2 separate regions of the Homo sapiens genome follow, and region 2 is linked to region 1. The links are chromatin loops, found by intact Hi-C in ENCODE. Cell type or tissue: mammary epithelial cell. All regions are shown on one strand. Links, peaks and the distances in the headings refer to the core of each region. The heading gives the core; the rest is flanking DNA.

Region 1 (10,526 bases), core at 3,044-5,543:
AATATTAATGTATCAATTTCAAAATAAAAATAAAAGACTTGGATTGGGGAGGGGGTGCTTACTCTTTCCATCTTCCTCCCCTTCCCTTGCCTTGGAAAAGGGTAAAGGAATTTGATTTAGTTCTGGGACACTCTTACTCTGTTCTTCTTCTCATTCTCCTTCCCTTCCTGTATTTTAGGGTGGGGCGGAGATAGTGTCTCTCACACCACTGACCATGGCTGCCATCCTCTCTCTGGAGATGTGCCTGCTTCTGTGGTACCCCTGACTGGTGGTGGGTGCCTGCCAGGTGGGAGACATCCAAATACTGGCCTTTTCATGGTACTCAAGGGAGGTCTCCTTAGAGCCCCTTCAGGGGACTCCCTGTCCTGTGTTTCCTGGCTGTAGGAGATACAATGTCAACCCGGCTTTATCAAGCCACCCCTCAGCTCCGCTCCTGGTGGTACAGCCCACAGCCTTTCCTTCCTGAGCTCCCTTGACATGCAGGCTGCCCCCTTGAGTAGGACCCTGGCAAAGGGATGTAGACCCACTGGTGCTTGGGAAGCTCGCTCATCCTAGCCTTTGCTAGATGGTTCCTGACCCCTCTTGCCCTACCATTTCTCTCCAATTCACTTTTTGCCTGCTCAGGGTGGTTGGGGGACTCAGGGCTGATCAGCAAAGCGGCTGACCCTGCAGTCATCCAGCTGGGAAGCAGGATGCCAGGTTCTCCTTCAAGCTGGCTCCTCCAAAGTAATTCTCTTAGATAGTCACCTTTCTCTTGCTTTAGTTGAAAGAAAGGATAACAATGCTAGGGAAAGAAGAAGGGAAAGCTGTAGCTACTCTCACTAGGCAGAAGACCCGGAGCTAATTCCACCTGCTGTCTTCTTTGTCTTCTCTAGACTGAGAAGGAGGAAGGAGGGGCAAGTGGGGAGTGTGGTGTCGCAGGACTATTCTACCATCTCCCTAAGCTTTTCCGGAGGTGTCTTTTCTCAATCATTAGTACTCTGTAGACTGCAGTGCACTTGCCCATCTCTTTGACCTTAGCTTTGCTTCCTTGGTCACCAACATAGGGCAACAGAACAAGTCCTACTCAGGACTCTGCTGCACAGCTAAAGAAACAGATCTCCACCTCTCTTTTCTGACACTTTTAAATCCAGCCAAGCAGGGGCTGACAGCGCCATAGCTAAGTCCCTCTCTGTACAGTAGAGTGGCTGCTGTGTGTTTACAGTCACAAGATATTTCTGAATTCTTTGCTTTTAGTCTTGCGGTTCATTACATATGGGAAACTGAGGTGTATTTCATTCTTTGGCATAGCTCCTGATGATAACTATTTATTTTGGAAGGGCTTTCCTTGGATTATAACTTATCAAAAGATACCAGAGCAATAAGGTATAATACGTCAAGGAAAAAAGAATTCCCATTTTTCCTGTGTGTGTTCATTGGGCTCTCACTACAGCATTCAAGTCAGTATAAGACACGTTTACTGACAGCTGGATTACTCCGGGTCTGGCAAAAGAGCTTGAATCGACACTTCTGCTAAATTTCTCAGCAGTACATTGAATGTATATTTAACGTGTGTCATAAAGATGTGTGCAGATTGCTTGAGGCCGTCCGTCATTAAAGGCCTGAATGTATACCATTAGCCATCACACTGGTGGTACCTCCAATATAATTGAAAAAGGTTTAGCAATATATGAGCATATGTAATGTTTGTCATTTCTATTAGTACTCTAATTAAATCAGCCTTCTAATCAGACAACTTATAAAATCGTAAGTAATATGATTAGAGCAATATAGGATGCCACCCTCGTATTCTGAAGCACAGTTGGGTAGTAACTTTTTGATATTGTTTTGATGAATGGATGGCTTTGCTCAGTAAGCAGGTAGTCCAGTGTTGAGATTCTGACAAAGCTGGCTTTCTCTGAGTCCTCTAAAGATTCCAGGCAAGGCGGTTTCCACTGTTACACCTATTAAGGAATGGACCACGTTTCCTCTGTAATGATTGCAGCAGTATCTTAGAAATTCTAAACCCTAACACCATTTCCTCCAGAAAAATACCAGCATATTTCATTTATAAGAAAAATGGTTGTAGATAAATCAATAGAAATCTCAATTATATTTATTAATGAACAGGATTAAGTTGGATTAACATTTATCGCCCTTACGTTTTGATTATATCAAAACTGCAGCAGAGATTGCAGCTTGGGTTGATCCAAGAGTGGCCCTTTACACGCTATTGGCTTTCAGCAGACAAAATTGTTCAGCAGCAGTGGCTTATACTACATTAGTCTAGAAACCACTGTTTGAGTCAGCCAAAGGTGGGCGGTCTGCTCAGAGCCCGCTGGGCAGAGTGCAGGATGCCAGGTCACCAGGTTGGACGTGAGGGCAGACTTTCAAAGGCTCCAGGCCACCCTTTGGAATTAAAATATTGATTAAGTTCATCATCTGTGGAATCTGTGCAGCTGGCTTTTGTCCCACATTGCAAAGTGTGATCCTAAATCTTTGAGTCTTTCCTTTCCTACCCTTAACAACAATAACAACAAAAAATAATAATAAAACCTGGCTGGGTGTGGTGGCTCACACCTGTAATCCTAGCACTTTGGGAGACTAAGTTGGGCAGATCACTTAAGGTCAGGAGTTCAAGACCAGCCTGGCCAACACGCTGAAACTCCATCTCTACCAAAAAATACAAAAATTAGCCAGGTGTGGTGGTGCATGCCTGTAGTCCCAGCTGCTTGAGAGGCTGAGGTGGGAGAATCTCATGAGCCTGGGAGGCAGAGATTGCAGGGAGCCAAGATCATACCACTGCACTTCAGCTGGGTGACAGAGTGATACCCTTTCTCAAAAAAAAAAAAAAATAGTAAGAATAAAACCCTCCCCTACCCTTAACAACAACAAATAATAATAATAATATACAGTAATATAATAAAAACAGTAAATAGCTGCCATTTATTCAGTGCCTCCCATGTGGCAGGCCCTGTGCTGTGTGCTTTCCAGTATCAGCTCTGGTCTCTGTGCCACTCAGAGAGGATTGGGCTCAGTGAGTGTTTACAGCTTGCTCAAGGTCATACAACTCATCCAATGGTAAAGTCAGGACTTGAACCCAAGGTACAGAGTTCTCCACGTTGCCTCCATCCCAGGGTGGGCCTACCCCATGTGCTCATGAAACAGACTCAGATGTGTTTATAGCCACAGTTTCCGATGCTTATCACCCTGCTCTTTTATTGCTTAGTCTTTAAGCAACACAAAAAGATCTATTATATCATTACAGTTCATTTTTCTCATAATTGTATTCTCAGCGGATGCAATTGACAAATTATCGAGTTTCTCTTGTCTCCCTGACATTCTTACTTAGTTTTGAAATTCTTTTACATGAACGGTTCTCATAAAAAGAAACATTGTTACTTTTCAATAGGAATCCACTCAAGTCCCCAACGCCCACTGCAAACACAATGCAAATTTGCCCACAACACAGACAGAGAATAAGCAAATTCACAGCAGAAAAACTCATCCACTTTACAGGCCAGACTTAGGTAGAACTGCCATAGTGCCCATTTATCCCAGGATATCCACCACACCTCCTAACAGTGTGCAATTTCAGACCAGCCAGACAGACCTTGGTGCAAGGGACATGTCCAGGTTTAAACTTTCTCTAGAGGATAAATCCTCCCTCCTGTTTGTTTTCTGTGCCTCTTTCCTGCCTACCACAGTGGCAGCCTATATTCCAACATGGAACTCAGAGAAGATAGTGATGTTTGCTGATTGTCTGAACAACACATTGTCCCTGTTCTACTACCTCTTATGTATTAGAATTGTGATTCCCAAGCTTGATCCTGTAACAGACTCATTTGGGAGCTTGTTAAATACACATTCCAGGGCTCTACCCCAGAATCTCCAGGAGTGGGGTTTAGAAAGCATTTTTACAAAAGCTCTCCAGGTAATTCTTTTGGACAGACACTGCCGTAGAATAATAAATGGAATTTAAAATAAACAAGAGCTTATCAGAGCTCTGCAAAACCTCCGTGTCCACTCCTGCCTGCCATAGGGAGCTAGAAGACTGTGTACAGAAAACTGTTTCAGGAGTTACCAGTGCTTTTGTCTCTTTTCTTCCGGAAGCCATTTAAAATAAAGCTTGCATCGTACTATTACTGGTCTAATTGCTCCTGTAAAAAGAAAGGAATGAAGATTATAATGGAAGTATAAATGCAACACCTTTTAAGGCAGGAACTATCTTTTAGGGATAGTATTTTTAAACCCCCATTGCTTTTAGCAAAATTGGTGATGGTTAAGTAGTGGTGAGAGGATAGAAATTTTTAAAAATTGATATTAAGAGTTGCAAGGCATTGAAAATTGGTAATTCAATCTCCACTAAAAGAAAAAGGAATTATAACAATAAAAAGCTTAAGTGATTAGTGCCCAGTAACAAAAATCAGACAGCTGCTCAGCAGCGTCCCTTCCTACAAGAGACAGAAATAGTCCGGTGGTTCTCAATTGAAAGATGGGCTGCCTTTCAGCAGGTGGGTTGTATGTTGGGTATGTGGAACTCAGAACATATTTGCCCTTAGATACAAAGTAGCCTCACTGTGCTGGGTACCTGTCCCACAAAGGACTGGGCACAGGAGATTTTGGGAGGGCGGCTGCTTATCACATGGGGCGTGGCTGAGTAATCATTTTGACCAAATACTCCCTGTGGCATGCTCACCAGACTGCTGGGGCCGACAGTGTGGTCCCTCTGTCTATAGTCTTGGCCTGGTCTTATATTTTTCCTTGGCTGGTGTCTGTTTTATTACTTAATCCGTGCACCATTCACCCCAATCACTTTTGGCAACCACACTTTCTTTCCAACAGCATCTAATACGCTCAGCATCGCCCATTTGCTCAGTAGCTCTTCACTGCTCGGGCCTTGCGTGCATCACAGAACGGTTTGGGAGCAGGCAGACCTAGCTTTGCATCTCAGATGTGTCACTTATTAGCTCCATGAGCTTGGGTATGCAACCTCACATCTCCAGGCCTCTGTTCTTATGTGAAAGGGGAATAAAAGTACTCTGTGACTTATTAATCAGTGCACTCAGGTATTAGAAAGTGTCCTGCACATACACTTCTTCTCCAGGAGCTTTGGATACAAGAGTCTGTGGTAAATGGTTCCTCCCCTCCATGTTCACAGTCTAGTGAATGAATGAGACATTTGTTTAAGAAGAAAAGTCACGATAAGGGGTATATACTCCATGGTGACAATGGTGACAACGAACTCTGCTTTTATCCCTTCCCACAGCAGCGTCCTTTCCCTCTGCCCCCTTCATAGGCATGCCCCCTCCTTTAGTCCTCTTTATTCTTGGGATGACTTACTCACATCTCTGTGCTTGGCTTAGAAGTTGAAAAATAGGCCTCGTATTTCTCATTTTATTGGAGACTCTTTTTAGCAGGGTCAACTTGGATTCCAAAGAGGAAGGAATGAGTGGAGAGATAGGGAGGAGAAGCTGCCAAGTGGGCATGGGCGTGGGGGTACAGGCCGTGTTTGTCACTGGGGACAGCTGGAATTATTGACATTCATGACCTGCAATTGGAGAGTAACTAAAATACTTCAAGTTGTGAGGGTGTGTGTGTGTGTGTGTGTGTGTGTGTGTGTGTGTGTGTGTGCATGCGTGCAGGCACACATGATATATTAAAAATTAATCCTTGGGGGAGATTATATAGAGCAAAAAACGAGAGCAGAAACATTAAACCCATCTTTATTTTTTCTGGGAGCTGTACAGTTTAAGGGAGGCTTTTTGCCTTCTCATTGGACAAAACCTGATAGGTGAAGTCTGGGAAGAGCCACCAGAATAACAGCTTTCTCCTTTCACTTCTGGATTGGAGAAGTGTAGGGCCAAGTCTCCTTTGAATTTCACATGGGGCCTCTCATTTCCCTAAGAGGACCCTTTGGGTCTGACAAATGAAGATATTTTCAATAAAAATCTCTCATTAGCTTGGTATCTTAGGGCCAAGTTTTGCTTTTGAAGATTAAACTGTTGTCCTGGCAGATTGGTTTCTACATAATTTTCTGTGCATGCGGAGCTGGAGCTGTACGTCTCCACTGGCTACATCTTCACTATAATGAGATTCTTTTTGGGTGTGTTTCCTAGGGACTCTATAGACAAGGACCTGTATTTTTTTTATGCCAGTAACAGTGACTAAGACATATGAGCATCCATCATTTGCTCTCTAAAATGGCTGCTCAGTCACAGCTGTGAGATGAACACAGGGATGAACTTGGTCAGGAAGACTAAATCCTGTTCATTTCATCCACTGATTAAATATGGCGTTATTCTGGAAAAACTCCTTAGAACTGATCTTTCTCTACTCATGCCATAGGAGCCCAAAAATGTCAAATGAATACACTGGCACCAAGATTCCTAGGAGAGAGGCAGGAATGTGGATTTCAAGATTTCTTATGAGACTGCGCAGCATTGTGAACATCCTGAATAAAGAAGATATGTGTTCAGTGACAAGGGTGAACAGCCTCAATTCATCCTGCCCTTGAGGTTCTTTTCAGCCCATTGCTAGTTAAGTAAATAGGCCAGCAATTTAGCATAATGCTCTGGTAGCTTCAGGTTTTGCTGTGTTAGACACTCATTTCATGTAGGACACACAGGCTTGCCCTTTTTAATGTTATTATCACGTTTTTTAACAGCACTAACAGCACTTATGGCCCTCTGGATGTACACGTGGGTGTCTAAGGGCCCCCTTTTTGGTGATACCATTAATTCAAATAAGAAGATGGCCACATAGAAGACAGGCTTTGCCCACTACATCTTCCAAATGTCAGTGTCTTGTGTTTGACAGTAGAGATCCTTATAAATTTGAAGCCTCGTTCAGTATTCACATTGGCGAGCAGGCTCTAGCTATTGTTGGCAGAGTGTCTGCAAACAATATTTTTAGGAGCATTGGAATTAACTTTTTTAAAAATTAATTTCTGGTTTTAGAAGCTTGTCATGGTTTTCCTTTGCTTGACAGATATTTATTGTGCATCTTCTATGTGCCTAGCACTGTGCAAGACACTGGGGCACAACACTGAACAAAACAGAGAAAATCCCTGCCTTCATTAAGCTTATTAAATACATTCAATGAGTCAATTAAACAGTATGCCACAAAGTGATGTATATTAATAGGGAAACAAATCAAACAACTAGGGCAACTAGGATTGGGAGTGCCAAGGAACAGTGGTGTTGGCAAATTAGGTGAGTTTGAAAAGAAATTTGGATACAAATAATAGGCTGAATTCTGCCCAATGACTGGGCTGTAGATACCTTTGTGACATCATTTGTACCATTGTCTTGTTATTTTATTTGATCTTTCATGCTATGTCCTGCTTCTGTTAGTAGTTTGTAAGCAACTTGAAGACAGGAATGATAAATCATAAGTCCTGGCTTCCCCTAGTAGTACACATTGCAACTGCTCCCCACCTGTGGATTGGATTAAATGCATTTATACCTCCCCATCAGCAAAAGATAAGTGTGACCTTGTGCGTGGCTATTTCCTAAACCTGTATCAAGTGTGTGATGGGGGTGTGTGTGATATTTAGGATATTCTTCCTAAGGTAGAATGGTGGTATTGTTGCAGTCCTTCGTCGAATTGTTCATAGTAACTCTCTCCTTGCAGCACTGGTTGGACTATGAGGAAAACTACTAGAGACCTTTTCTTTTCTATTCCTCCTCTGGAAAAATTTGCTTCCTTAGCCTAAAAGTCACAGGACAGACGGTTAGTAACGGCTTGACCTAAACCAACTGGGAACAGTTGCCTCCGTATTCATATTTAGCTCTGAAGAGCTTCAGACCTTGTGGTCTGATCCAAGATATTCCAGCTGCTGTCAGGAAATTCTTTTTTATGTTCTTTCTAAATTTAATTGAAGTCTATTTGTCTTTTTTCGAGGTAGGCTGTGGAAGAGGCAAACTAGTTGATGTGATTAGCAGTGAGCCCTGTCATGGCCTGTCAGGAGCCTTTCTCTTGATGCTTTCCACCCTCTGGGCTGTGTGAGGGATGACACAAAACCACCTGTCCCACCCCAAAAGATAGTCTGCTGTGCCTCCTCACTGGGCTTCCAGGACATTTTCTCCAAGCCCATTTTACTCAGGGATTCATTGATTGTAAGGAACAACACACATGCAGAAGAGCTTAAAAGAGAAAGAGGGATGTGTTGGAAGCACACAGATGTATCTAATGGAAGCTAAACCTGGCAGTGCGCCACCCTTGCAAGGGGTATGTAAGTGAAGTCATCATAACAGATGAAGCCTCAGACCTCAGTGGCTCAGGACAGCAGGGGTTGATGTCTCGTGCTCAGAAACTCCCACAGCTGGGTGAGGCAGGCTGTGCTCCACACAGTCATTCAGGGGTCCAGGATGTCAAATCTCTGCTGTCTTCCCCCAGACGTCCCCAGCCAGGCAGCTGATAGGAGAGATGAGTGGAAGATCGAGCAGGTGGTTTTAGGGGCCAGTCACAAAAGTGGCATAAATGATTTCCACCCATAATCCCCTGGCCAGAACCCAGCCACGTGGTTATGGCTTACTGGTCGGGAGATGAGGAAATGAAGTCTAGCTGTATGCCCATTGGTAAAGGGAAGTAGGTTTGGAGGACAGTTAGCCATCTCTGCCATAACCAGGAACTTGAAGTCCGTCTGGAGCTAGGTGAGCCACTTCCTTTGCCCTGCCAGAAAACTGTGTGTCTTCTGTGCTTGTTTCTGTTCAGATGAGGAGAGGGACAGAGATGGTTTTTAGTGAGTAAAGAAACGCACATCCTCTCCCTCCTCCATGACTTTGCAGTCCTCTGTGTGGACACTGTTTTAGCTTGCTGGAACACCATGCTGGGCTTCGGTAAGGCCCTTCATCGCCCCTTGCTCTTGGCCAGGGGTCAAAGGTCAGCTGAGTTGTTAGCATATTCTGTGCAGGCTCATCTCAGACAGCTAACAACAGGCACTGAAATAATGTCTGTAAAATATGTGAGCAAAGACAGTTCTCCCAGGAGACTCTGACCTAAATTTTGAGCCAGGCTCTGCAAATTTGCCTCTTTAACTAGGAAAAGATGAAACAAAGGACAGGTTCCTTCAATTCACATCTGTTCAGTCCTGCCTCAGCTCTAGATAATGTGTGTTCCTTAATGCCCCCAAGGGAGAGGGGGCTTTACCTTCTCTCCTTTCGGGGTTTCTACACTGTATCTTCTCCCCAGTATAGCAGTCAACACAACTCCCAGCTCCTAGGCTCAGCCGCACAGCTTTAAGGGGGTTCAGATGAGTTTGGGATCAGGCATATATTAGGAAGCATGTGTGTGTGTGTGTGTGTGTGTGTGTGTGTGTGTGTGTGTGTGTGTCAGAGCGGGGGTGGGGGAGCTGGAGAGAGAGAGAGAGCGTGTTTAGGAACCGCTGGGGAACACTGCAGTTCCCCAGTGAACACTGTCCATTTCCCCTGTTTAGTGTTTGAGGCAGCAAAGCTATTACAGGAATAGGAAGGACAGTTGGCCTGACCCACCCCATAGAGGTCTGTCCTACCCCTATTGAGACTGGAGAATTGTCACCACCTTCCCACACCAGAGGCCTCTTCCACAGGGCCATGTATACTGTCTGTTTTATAAGCCACATCTCAGAAATGTTAGGGAGTATGGAAATGTTGGGGCCAGTGCCATGGTTGTATGTTGAGGGAGTGAAACTCTCTTCTCAGGTTCAGGAGAAGGTATTACAAGAAGAGGAACCCATACCCAGACAGCCCTGCTGTTGTCCTGCATTGTTGAGGGAGGAATTATGTCCTATGTGTTTGTAGTAACAGAATCCACAGCTAAGAAAAGACAAGCTCAGGAGGGAAGTCCTTGGGTAGATGCTAAAGAGCCTTCTCTTTGTTCTTTGTGCCAGAAGCTATAGGTTTCTAATTATGATGGCAGGAGAAGTGTCCTTATGAAGTGTGTCGCTGTGTATAAAAATATCTCTATGTTTTGTTATTGCTGTGTTCTTTGTGTGATAGATGTTATTAGGAGCACACTCTGTCCTTTCCAAGGACGTAATCTGACTGTTTTCTGTTTCCTCTTCTTTTTTGCTTTGCTTTCCAACCTGATGATGTGCTGCTGTGTTCTGTTGCAATGAAATTCCTTCATCTGTTTCACATCGCAACAAAAAGGTAAGGAACTGCAAACCGTATTAACATGCTGAAACAGCACCAACTTATATAACATGCAAAAGGAGATGCATTTTAATCACTGGGAATTTTTTTACTTTAAGAGAAAAAGTGATGGATTGTGAGGACCTCAATTCTCGTATTGGTGTTTGGCTGATGGATTTCACATCTCCTGGGGCCTGGTGTTGAATAAGACTCAGGTTTATGTGTGTGATGGGGGAGGAAGTCAGGGGGGAATCTTTGTGTTTATGAGTTTTTGTCAGCAGCTCACAAACTTGGAGAAACATTCACAGACATTTCACAGTTAAGCTGTGTAAAGACAAAAATATTAAATAAAAAGGTGAGAGGGATGTTAATATTGCTTTGGCTCCAGACTTTGAAGCAAAAGTAATTCAACTAATAATGAGTTCATTAAAT
Region 2 (9,400 bases), core at 3,878-6,377, 150 kb after region 1:
TTTGGGGTCATTCCTAAAGAGGGAAAGAGGAAGTGGAGAAGTATAATGGGGATGCTATTGTGATGGACAACCCAACAAGCCCCAAGAAAGCCCCAGGAACCCTCCACCACCCCATTTTGGGCCCCTATCCCTGAGCACTTGAGGAGCCACAGCCCCGCCTGAAATCAGTGATCACTGCCTGCCTGTGCTGCAAAGCCTTTTGCCCTGGTCCAGGGGAAACACAGCAGCGCCCTCCAACTGCCTCATTATCCGGTGTTCTCAGACAGGCGGGGCTCAGTCTGCTCCCAGGACTCACGGGAGGCCAGCTGACCAGGCTCACCCCTGTTCCCCAATCTGTGAGATGATGTTGTCATCCCTCCCTCTGGAAGGTATAGAAAGACCCTGTTTTCTCAATTCTGGGGCATAGAAGGTCCCCAGGAAGGTGTCACTCTGGGCATGAATGCCATGACTCTGTCCTCTGGGCCCTCCCCACCCGCAGGGGCTTTTGCTGGCAGGGTCTGGAGGTCTCGCATCTCAGTCTGTTAACCACCAGCCATCTCTCTCCCACTCAAGCCAACGGCAGCCCCACCTCAGGCCTGAGCACCGGGGCCATCGTGGGCATCCTCATCGTCATCTTCGTCCTGCTCCTGGTGGTTGTGGACATCACCTGCTACTTCCTGAACAAGTGTGGCCTGTTCATGTGCATTGCGGTCAACCTGTGTGGAAAAGCCGGGCCCGGGGCCAAGGGCAAGGACATGGAGGAGGGCAAGGCCGCCTTCTCGTGAGTGCAGACCTGTCCACCTTGCTGAGGTTTGGGCTCTGCTCCAGCCCAGGGACCCAGCAGCTGCACCACCCTGCGCCATCAGCTGGTGCCTTTCCTTTCATTGCACGTTCTCCATTTGGAACCCTGATGGGGGAAAAACATTAGAGAAAAGTTTCTCAAAGCATGGTCTTTGGGGGTTACCTGTTTGAAATGTAGACTCTTGAGCCCAATCCCAGATCTCTTGTATTAGAATCTCCCCAGAGTGTGAAAATCCCTGTGTAGGTCAAAATGAGGGAAATTGTCAGAACTAAACCTGGGGAGGAGCTGCCATGGGGTAGGGCAGCATTAGAGGGACACACTTACCTTGCTTTCGTACATTGTTTATTCATTCATTCATCCATCACTCAACAAATATTTATCAAGCAGCTGCTGCAGGCAAGGCACTGTTCCCAGGCACATAGGTACAACAGGGAACAAACAGATAGAAATTCTTGTCCTTATGGAGCTGATGATCCAGATACTGTCCCTCCAACAGCATCTTGGAGAAACAGATCCTAAGCCAGTTAGCAAGAGCCTTCGAAGACTGTCACTGGGTGGAGCAGAGCTGGAGCAAGCCAGAAAGGGACTGAGCAAGGAAATAAGTTGTTTAGCACCACCACATGCCAGGCACTGTATATGCATATACATGTATGTGCATGTACTTAGAAATGTATGTATAGGGGTGACTCACGCCTGTAATCCCAGCACTTTGGGAGGCCGAGATGGATGGATCATTTGAGGTCAGGAGTTGGAGACCAGCCTGGCTAACATGGCGAAGCCCCGCCTCTACTAAAAATACAAAAATTAGCCAGGCGTGGTGGCATGCTCCTGTAATCCCAGCTATTCAGGAGGCTGAGGCTGGAGAATCGCTTGAACCCAGGAGGCGGAGGTTGCAACGAACCAAGATCACGCCACTGCACTCCAGCCTGGGCGACATAGAGAGACTCTGTCTCAAAAAAAAAAAAAAAAAAAAAAAAAAAGAAAAGGAAAGGAAAAGAAATGTATGTATACCTGTGTACAGAGACAGATGTATGTATTTGAGCAATGATCTGTGTCAGGCACTGTGTTTAGCACTTCCCATGCATCCTTTCATTGAATTCTCATAACTAGGCAAAGTAACAGTGTTTTTGCCTCATTTTACAGATGAAGGGACTGAGGCAGGGTGATTAAATCTGAAGCTCAAGGTCACACAGCTAGCAAGGGTTGGGCTGAGACTTATACATTTGAATCTGTTGGCTCTGGATGCCCACCGTGCCAGCCTTGGGTTGAGTCATAGCTGCTCTTCCGTGGGAGCCCCTCCCTGCAGCTGCCCTAGGGTCTAACCAGCAGTACTGTCTCCACAGGAAAGATGAGTCCAAGGAGCCCATCGTGGAGGTTCGAACGGAGGAGGAGAGGACCCCAAACCATGATGGAGGGAAACACACAGAGCCCAACGAGACCACGCCACTGACGGAGCCCGAGTACGTGGGCTGGGAGGGGCTGGCACCTGCTCCGTAGAGACCCCCACACCCACCTCCCCACCCTACCCCCACCTCCCGTGCCCCTACCCACAGCTCCCGGCCAAACAGTTCAGGCCAGGATTCCAAACCCTTGGCCACAAGACCTGCTTGGCTGAGAAATGCCTGACCTCAGGCATTTCTGGTTCTATTTCGGTGGCTGTGGGTACCCTTAGAAGGCTCCTGTATAAGTAGGGATCCCTGGATCCCTAGCCCCTGTTCTCAAGTTATACACATATTCTGGAAATGGCTTAAGGTGGCAAAATCTCACTGAAAGGCTTAGCAGAGTCTGCTTAGGATTTCTTGAAATTCTAGGGTTTTGTGTTTTCCCCCTGAAAGGATAAGGGAAGCTGGGGACCTGGTAAAGTTCTCTGCCCCTCCTCTGTTCAGAAACCTCGGGGACCCACGGAGCCCCAGACCAGTTGTGGTTGTAATGCCTGCCTAGCTGTCAAGGATCTTATGGGCTTAAAGGGAATGGAGTTTCAGGGAACCACAAAATCTGTGACTGGAAGAACCCACAGCTCCTATGAGCCATTCTGAGTACTCGTGATCTGCCTTATTCGTGACTTTTCCCATCGGTGCCCTGGGGAGCCCTGCAGGACAGCTGGGCCCAGTTCCTCTGGGACCTGGGAAGCCTAGAGCAGGTGGATGCTGAACAGAAGCCTGCCCCTCCTTGAATGGAGATCCAGGGCAGGGATCAGGAAGCCCTAGGCAGGTCTGCAAGGACTTCAGGGAAAGGGAGCTCTATGCAGAGAGCTGGAGAGACATCAGCAGGGAAGGGCTAGCAGGTCCCTTTTGAGACCGCCACGTTCTCTGTCGTCTCCTGTGTCCTCTTCTGCCCACCTGGGCGTGTGCTTCCTCTCAGCATCCTTCTCTCTCTGTGGGCCTGTGTCCGTGCCTGTGCCTAACTGCATGCCCCCACCCCCATGGTCCCTGTCCTGGGCTTCAGCCCTCCTCCTCGCTTCTCTGTCACGTCTCAGCTTCATTGTCTATTCTCTTCTACTTCCTGTCCTCCCACAGGCTGCCTGCCGACACTACGGCCACTGTCGAGGACATGCTGCCTTCTGTCACCACCGTCACCACTAACTCTGACACTATCACCGAAACCTTTGCCACTGCTCAGAACAGCCCCACCAGTGAGACCACCACCCTGACCTCCAGTATTGCCCCGCCGGCCACGGCCACGCCTGACTCAAACTCTGTACCGGCTGGCCAGGCCACCCCTTCCAAGGGGCCCAGCGCCTCTGCCCCCTCCCCGGCCCCAGCTTCAGCCCCCAAGGTCGCCCCCCTCGTTGACCTGAGCGACACCCCGACCTCAACCCCTGCCGCTAGCAATTTGTCTTCTAGTGTCCTGGCTAACCAAGGGGCTGTCCTCAGCCCAAGCGCCCCTGCTGGTGTCGGGGAGGCCTCTAAGGCTCCTCCGGCCAGCAAGCCCACCCCTGCACCAGTCCCCACCCCGACTGGGGCAGCCAGTCCTCTAGCAGCAGCGGCTGCCCCTGCCACAGAAGCCCCTCAGGCCAAGCAGGAGGCTCCCAGCACCAAAGGCCCGGACCCGGAGCCCACCCAGCCCGGAGCCGCGAAGAGCCCGGCCGAGGCAGCCACAGCCCTTGCTAGCCCGAAGAGCGAGGCTGCCTCCGTCAGCACCACAAACCCTTCCCAGGGCGAGGACTTTAAAATGGACGAAGGGAACTTCAAGACCCCAGATATTGACCTTGCAAAGGATGTTTTTGCAGCCCTGGGCTCTCCTGCTCCCGCCGCTGGGGCCAGTGGACAAGCCCCTGAGCTTGCTCCTTCCACTGCAGACAGCTCTGTTTCGCCTGCGCCAGCAAAGACCGAGTACGGCCTCTCTTTGTCTGCTGTCATCGGGTTGTGTCCTGTGGTGGTGTGCATTTGTGCTGTGCTGTGTCCTCCTTGTTAGATGTGTCTTCAGCCTCATCCAGGGCTTCTCTGAGGCGACCGTCAACCAAGGGGCTGGGATAAGGCAGAGAGAGCAGGACAGGCAGCTGGGCCCCAGGAGCAGCCGCCTGCTGGCTAATTAGGCCATGTTAATTATGTTTTATCCTTATCATCCTAGCAGCGGCTTCTGTTTTCCCTGGGGGAGCCCTTGCAGTCAGGCCACTGATGAGAATAGCTTGGGAAGCAGGCTAAGAAGGCCAAGGTGCCCTTATCAGCCACCCTGGGGCCCCCAGTCGGTGTGTTATTCAGTGCCAGGCTGAGTCCCTACCAGAAAGGCACTGATGTGCAGGAAGAAAAGAGGTAGGCCCCAGGCCCGTGGCAGGGGAGGGTGCAGTTCAGAGGTCCCCTCACACTGTGGCTCAGATGCTCACCCTCCCCTCCCAACCCCGGCCCCCAGCCCACTCTTGCTTCTCCTGCTCTTAGAGTGGCTGGGAAGACTCGGGGCTCCCCAGCATCAAATGGCTGCTGGGTCTCAAAGTTCAAGAGAAAGGCCTTAACCTTTCAGGTTTGTAAGTGTCTTGCCAAAATTCAGTGGCACCAGCTGAGGCTGGGGTCTGTGCCTGTCCCCATGCATCCTCAGACCCGACTCCCTTTCCTGGAACTGATGGAGGCAGAGTCAGACCTAGATTTTTATAGAGGCTCCTATGGCTGCTCCCCAGATAAGCTGCCATGCTGCCACCATGGGCTGCAAGGGGCTCTCGCCAGGAGCCCTGAATCTCAGCATCGGGAGGGAAAAGGACTCTGATAGCCCTGCCCACTCAGCTGCCCTCAACTCTCGCATAGCCACCAGGCCCACTCTAGTACCCCACCAGGCTGCCATGAAAAGCTGCCTCCATCAGTGTTTTCTCACCCTACCCAGGCAGGCCCTAGAGGCATCATCCTGCAACAGCACAGGGTGGGGTGGGGAAGGGACAGGCAAGAGTGGGTTGCAAAGGGGCCCCTGAAATCAGTGCTGGGAGCCCAGCCCAGCCCAGCAGGCTGCATTTACATCCAGCTGAGCTGTTGCCACTGCAGCTGGTCAGGGTGAGGAGGAGCTGCCTCTGCTGCCCCCTTCCACCACCCCAGGTAAAAACACAGCCTCTGGCATCAACTTAGGGCTGGAAGAGGAAAGGACTCGTTCTTCTGACTCAGTGCTTCTCAACTATGGCTGCACATTAGAGTCACTTGGGTGCTTTTAAAAGTCACTGTGTCCGGACCAATTAAATCAGGATTTCCGCGAACACAGCTCGGGCTTGGGTGATTTTTAGTGCTCCCAGGTGATTTGACGGGCAGAGGTTGGAGCCGGGTGCTGTCACTGGAGAACCCCTCCTCCTCCCTGCTGTCCCCAAGGCCTGGATGCAGGGGCGAGATGTCTGCAGACCGTGGTCTCAGTGGTTCTGTTTTCCTGATTCTCTGCAGGAAGGGCCCCGTAGAAGCAAAGCCAGAGTGCCAGGAGACAGAAACGAAGCCAGCGCCAGCCGAAGTCAAGACGGTCCCCAATGACGCCACACAGACAAAGGAGAACGAGAGCAAAGCATGATGGGTGAAGAGAACCGAGCAAAGATCAAAATAAAAAGTGACACAGCAGCTTCACCAGAGCATTTCCAACACCACAGACACACACACGCACGCACACACACAAACACACATGCACACACACACATCTCATTTCTCTAGTGTCTTTTGCCTTTAAAAAAAACTAAACAGATAAAACATGGGAATCTCCTTTTTGTAGGTTTATAGAAAGGGTCCCTTTGTTGCACACTCACTTGTAAGAAAATGAGACAAAAAGGTTAAACCCACAGCCAAACTAGGACACTCCGTTCCCTGAAACCGTTAAAAAATCAAACAAAAGGACCCCAAATTAAGAATCTAGGAAGCTCAGAAACGAAATCTAGGTTCAGGAAGACCACACTTGGTGTTACCCGATTGGCACAGACCAGTTTCAGAGAAATACTTTCAGGCACTAAGACTAATCGAATGAACAAAGTCCACAGTTTATTTTTATACTTTCAGTCAAGTTTGAACTCTGTAAAACCTCATAAATAAGTTATAATTTCTGTTCACTTTGTATTTGTTCAGTATGCAAAGTGTGTCACCCTTTCTAGCTGAATTCAATTCCCACGTAGACTCTTATTTTATAGGACGAATGCCAAATTGCAGCTTCTGGGGGTAGATCTCAATTTGCAGTATTCAGACTTCTTTTTCTTTCTTTTACATTCTTTTTTCTTTCTTTCTTTCTGCCAACTTTGTTTTCCAGTGTTTACAAGGTGACAAATGTTTGACTTTGGTTGTGTTTAAATGTCCGTGTAAAATAGCTGCCTTTTATTTTTTAAGGTAACAAATACCACCTAGAGGTAGGTAGGATCATCCCACGCTTGCTTTAGCACAGGACAACTTTACAAAACATGATTGTTTACAGCTGCTCTTCCCCTCTTTTCTGATCTGCAGTTTTTGCCTGGGTCCCACTCAGGTGAAAATCCATCTCATTCTGGAATGGTTTTGCTTTTGAATTTTTGGTTATTTTTGTGTTTCTTTGGGGGTTAGACCACTTTCTGATTAGCCGCCACCTGCCTGCATCTGTGAAAAGGGATCTGCTCCCAGGCGTTCTCACCCTTCTTTTGAAGGACTCCTTAGGCTTTGTTGAATGAAGCAGAGAAGATTGTATAGTTGGGGCTGGTCTTGGTGAACACACATTATTACCCCACACATCCCCTTTGTGTAGAAAGCCAAATAAAATCTATACATACCATTTCCTTTTGAGCCCAGAATCTAGATTTGAGCGGAAGAGCATGTGTGCTTCAGGGAATTAGTGTCTTTTTTTGGAAATCTGTTGAAGTAAAGTAACATCGGCCTTCTGTTCACTTAGGCAGCATTTATAGAAACAAAAGAAGAAAGAAACAACCTACTGTCTGGAGTCATAACACAACTTTCCTGGATTGGAAACCAAGTGGGGGAAAAAATACAGAAACTTTAAGGGGGATGGGAGGGGGGGGAGAAGGGAAAAGCCAGCCCTTTGTATAGAAATTTTGCTTTTTTTTCCCTCATTCTACTTTAGAACTGCAAGCTTGTGCACTGTGGATGCGTGAATATTTTAGTGTGAAACGTGTTTTTGTCATAGTATTGAAATAAAACTTCAACATAGTTTGGTTGTGGAAGGTATAGCAGATAGTTCAGAAAAAATATTCAGGAAACAAAAATCACTCAAACGGAATCGAAGCCTTTTAACAAAGAAAATGAAATACAGATGATGATGATGATGATGAAGATGATGCTAAGTAAACAGAAATCAGTACTCCGCATGCGCTCCTCTCCTAAGGTACAAAGCAGCAAGAGGTTAGGGTGGCAAGGCTGCCTCTGGGTCCATTCTGTGGGCCACTCTCCCCAACGTTCTGACACTTCTGCAGTCTGATCAGTGGCGATGCTAGATTATAATTTCAAACTGTGAAGAATAATGGTCTTGTCATTTGCTCAATGTGGGGTTATGTTGCATTTTCTCAGCTCCTGGGGATGGAAATGGAGGATCCCAGAACACACAGCCCTGGCCCCTTTGATTCTAGGGCCTGCACAGATCTCTGGTTCAAATGCACAGGCCCTCAGAATAGAGGAACATGAAGAGAGATCTTAGAGCACACAGTAGAATGTGAGAGCCTGGGTGTCTGAGACCGGGAGGGCCCAGCAGTGAGGGGCAGGCTCTTCTGGTCACCAGGCTGTTCAGTGGACTCAGTTCTTCATCTTGTAATGTCGATGGCTTTGCCACACCAGGCCAAGCCCATGCCATACCTTGTCAAGACTGTCAAAGTGGTTGTGGTTAGGTCAAACTGGTTTTGGTTCTGATGGTTAGGAAGAAACAGGTCAGCCCTCAGATCACCTGGCCCGGGACAGCTGACCCCCTAGAACCCTGGCTCTGCCATTAGCTAGGACCTAAGACTCTGCCCACATTTTGGTCTGTTCTCTCCCATTACACATAGGTTTGTCTCAGCATGCAAGAGTTTTTCCTTTAAAAAAAAAAAAAAAAAAAAAAAAAAAGCAATGCTTTCTCTAAAATCAAAGAGGGAGTCATTTTATTCCAAGATGTTTTATCTTTTATGTTAAGAGATCAAAGCTTATAATTTTCTTTTTTAATTTTTGAAGGAGGGATCAACTCCAGTTTCCAATGTCTATGTGTCTATGTGTGTATGTGCCATACATATGTATTCACATGAAGACCGGCATGGCCAAGTTCTGCTGGAGGAGCACTCAAGTGTGACGAGCAGGGCCACTGGACCCTGCAGGGCTGTGGTGTATATAGTGCAGCTTTGGAGGTGGAACTCTATTTTCACACTTTTCTATGGAGCCTTCCGAGTCCCAGGTTTTCACTTGAGGCTGTCTGTCTGGATGGCGGTTTTCAGACCTCCATTAACATCCCTACCCAGCATTCTGTACTTCGGGGGCCTTCTCTCTTGTTATAAAACTTTTTACCAAGTGAAACATCGATACCACCTTTGTTTCCATTCTCACTGGTGTAAATACTGAGTACTAACTGAGAATTTTGACTTTGCATTCTGTCGGAATACTTGTGTTCAATAAAAATTGAAAGAAAAAAGCTATTATGATCATACTGGGGTTTATTTCAATGCGGTGAGAGTCTGTTATGTGCATCAAATGTGGACATGCGTGTGGTAGTTCCTTTAGGACCTTGTGTGCGAGGAAGGTTAGCGAAGTCTCAGTGTCTTGAGTTCATGTGTTGCCTGAATGATGCTTTCTGTATTTTTTCTCACAGGCTGATAGATGAGAGTCCTAATTTAGAAGGGGCAGACGTCAGATTCAGAAAGGTTTCCTTCGAACTCTGGTTCTGCCGCTCCCCGGTTGACCTTGAAAGAGTTGCTTAATCTCCCCAAGATTCAGTTTCCTTTTCTGACATACAGGAAATACCAAGAAAAGAGAGTTAGTTAGGGTGCTGGTTGATGAATGAAACAATGTACATGAAGGCCTAGTGTCTTCTTTCTTGGCACACAGTGGGAACTCAATCAGCGGGAGTTGGCGCTGTTGGCATCCTGGGTGTGCGATACCATCAGACCTAATCGTAGTAATAGTCAACACCTGAGCTTCAAGATTTCAGCAATAAGGTAATGACATGGCGCTTATTCTAAAATAAGTAATGCCTCCTTCTTACTGCTTTGGCCTATCTCTCAGCATTTAGAGCCGT

What was found. Hi-C counts contacts between places; a loop is a spot of excess contacts. Peaks named below come from ENCODE experiments on the same cell type or tissue, not always from the same donor. Only the 100,000 strongest peaks of a DNase experiment are listed, where the experiment ranks them.
Region 2: a loop joins it to region 1, with 2.7 times the contacts of the local background. A loop is called at or near these places in 11 of 110 quality-filtered maps.

Annotation. Positions count from the first base shown.
Region 1 is chr11:113,123,337-113,133,862 of GRCh38, forward strand. The region is part of intron 1 of NCAM1 (neural cell adhesion molecule 1); the gene reads left to right. Among named protein-coding and RNA genes, the nearest start is that of NCAM1-AS1, 150 kb to the right of the region's middle. In mammary epithelial cell, for the core only: no CTCF peak of the experiment used is centred there; no DNase peak of the experiment used is centred there.
Region 2 is chr11:113,269,636-113,279,035 of GRCh38, forward strand. It overlaps NCAM1 (neural cell adhesion molecule 1), which reads left to right. Exons shown (of 20, transcript NM_181351.5): 18 at 553-760; 19 at 2,125-2,241; 20 at 5,632-8,801. The coding sequence ends at 5,752. It overlaps NCAM1-AS1 (NCAM1 antisense RNA 1), which reads right to left and starts at 4,266. Exons shown (of 3, transcript NR_034101.1): 1 at 3,989-4,266; 2 at 569-886; 3 at 1-13. TTC12-DT (TTC12 divergent transcript) reads right to left here. Exons shown (of 5, transcript NR_199709.1): 5 at 8,802-9,108. In mammary epithelial cell, for the core only: a CTCF peak has its summit at 5,290; no DNase peak of the experiment used is centred there.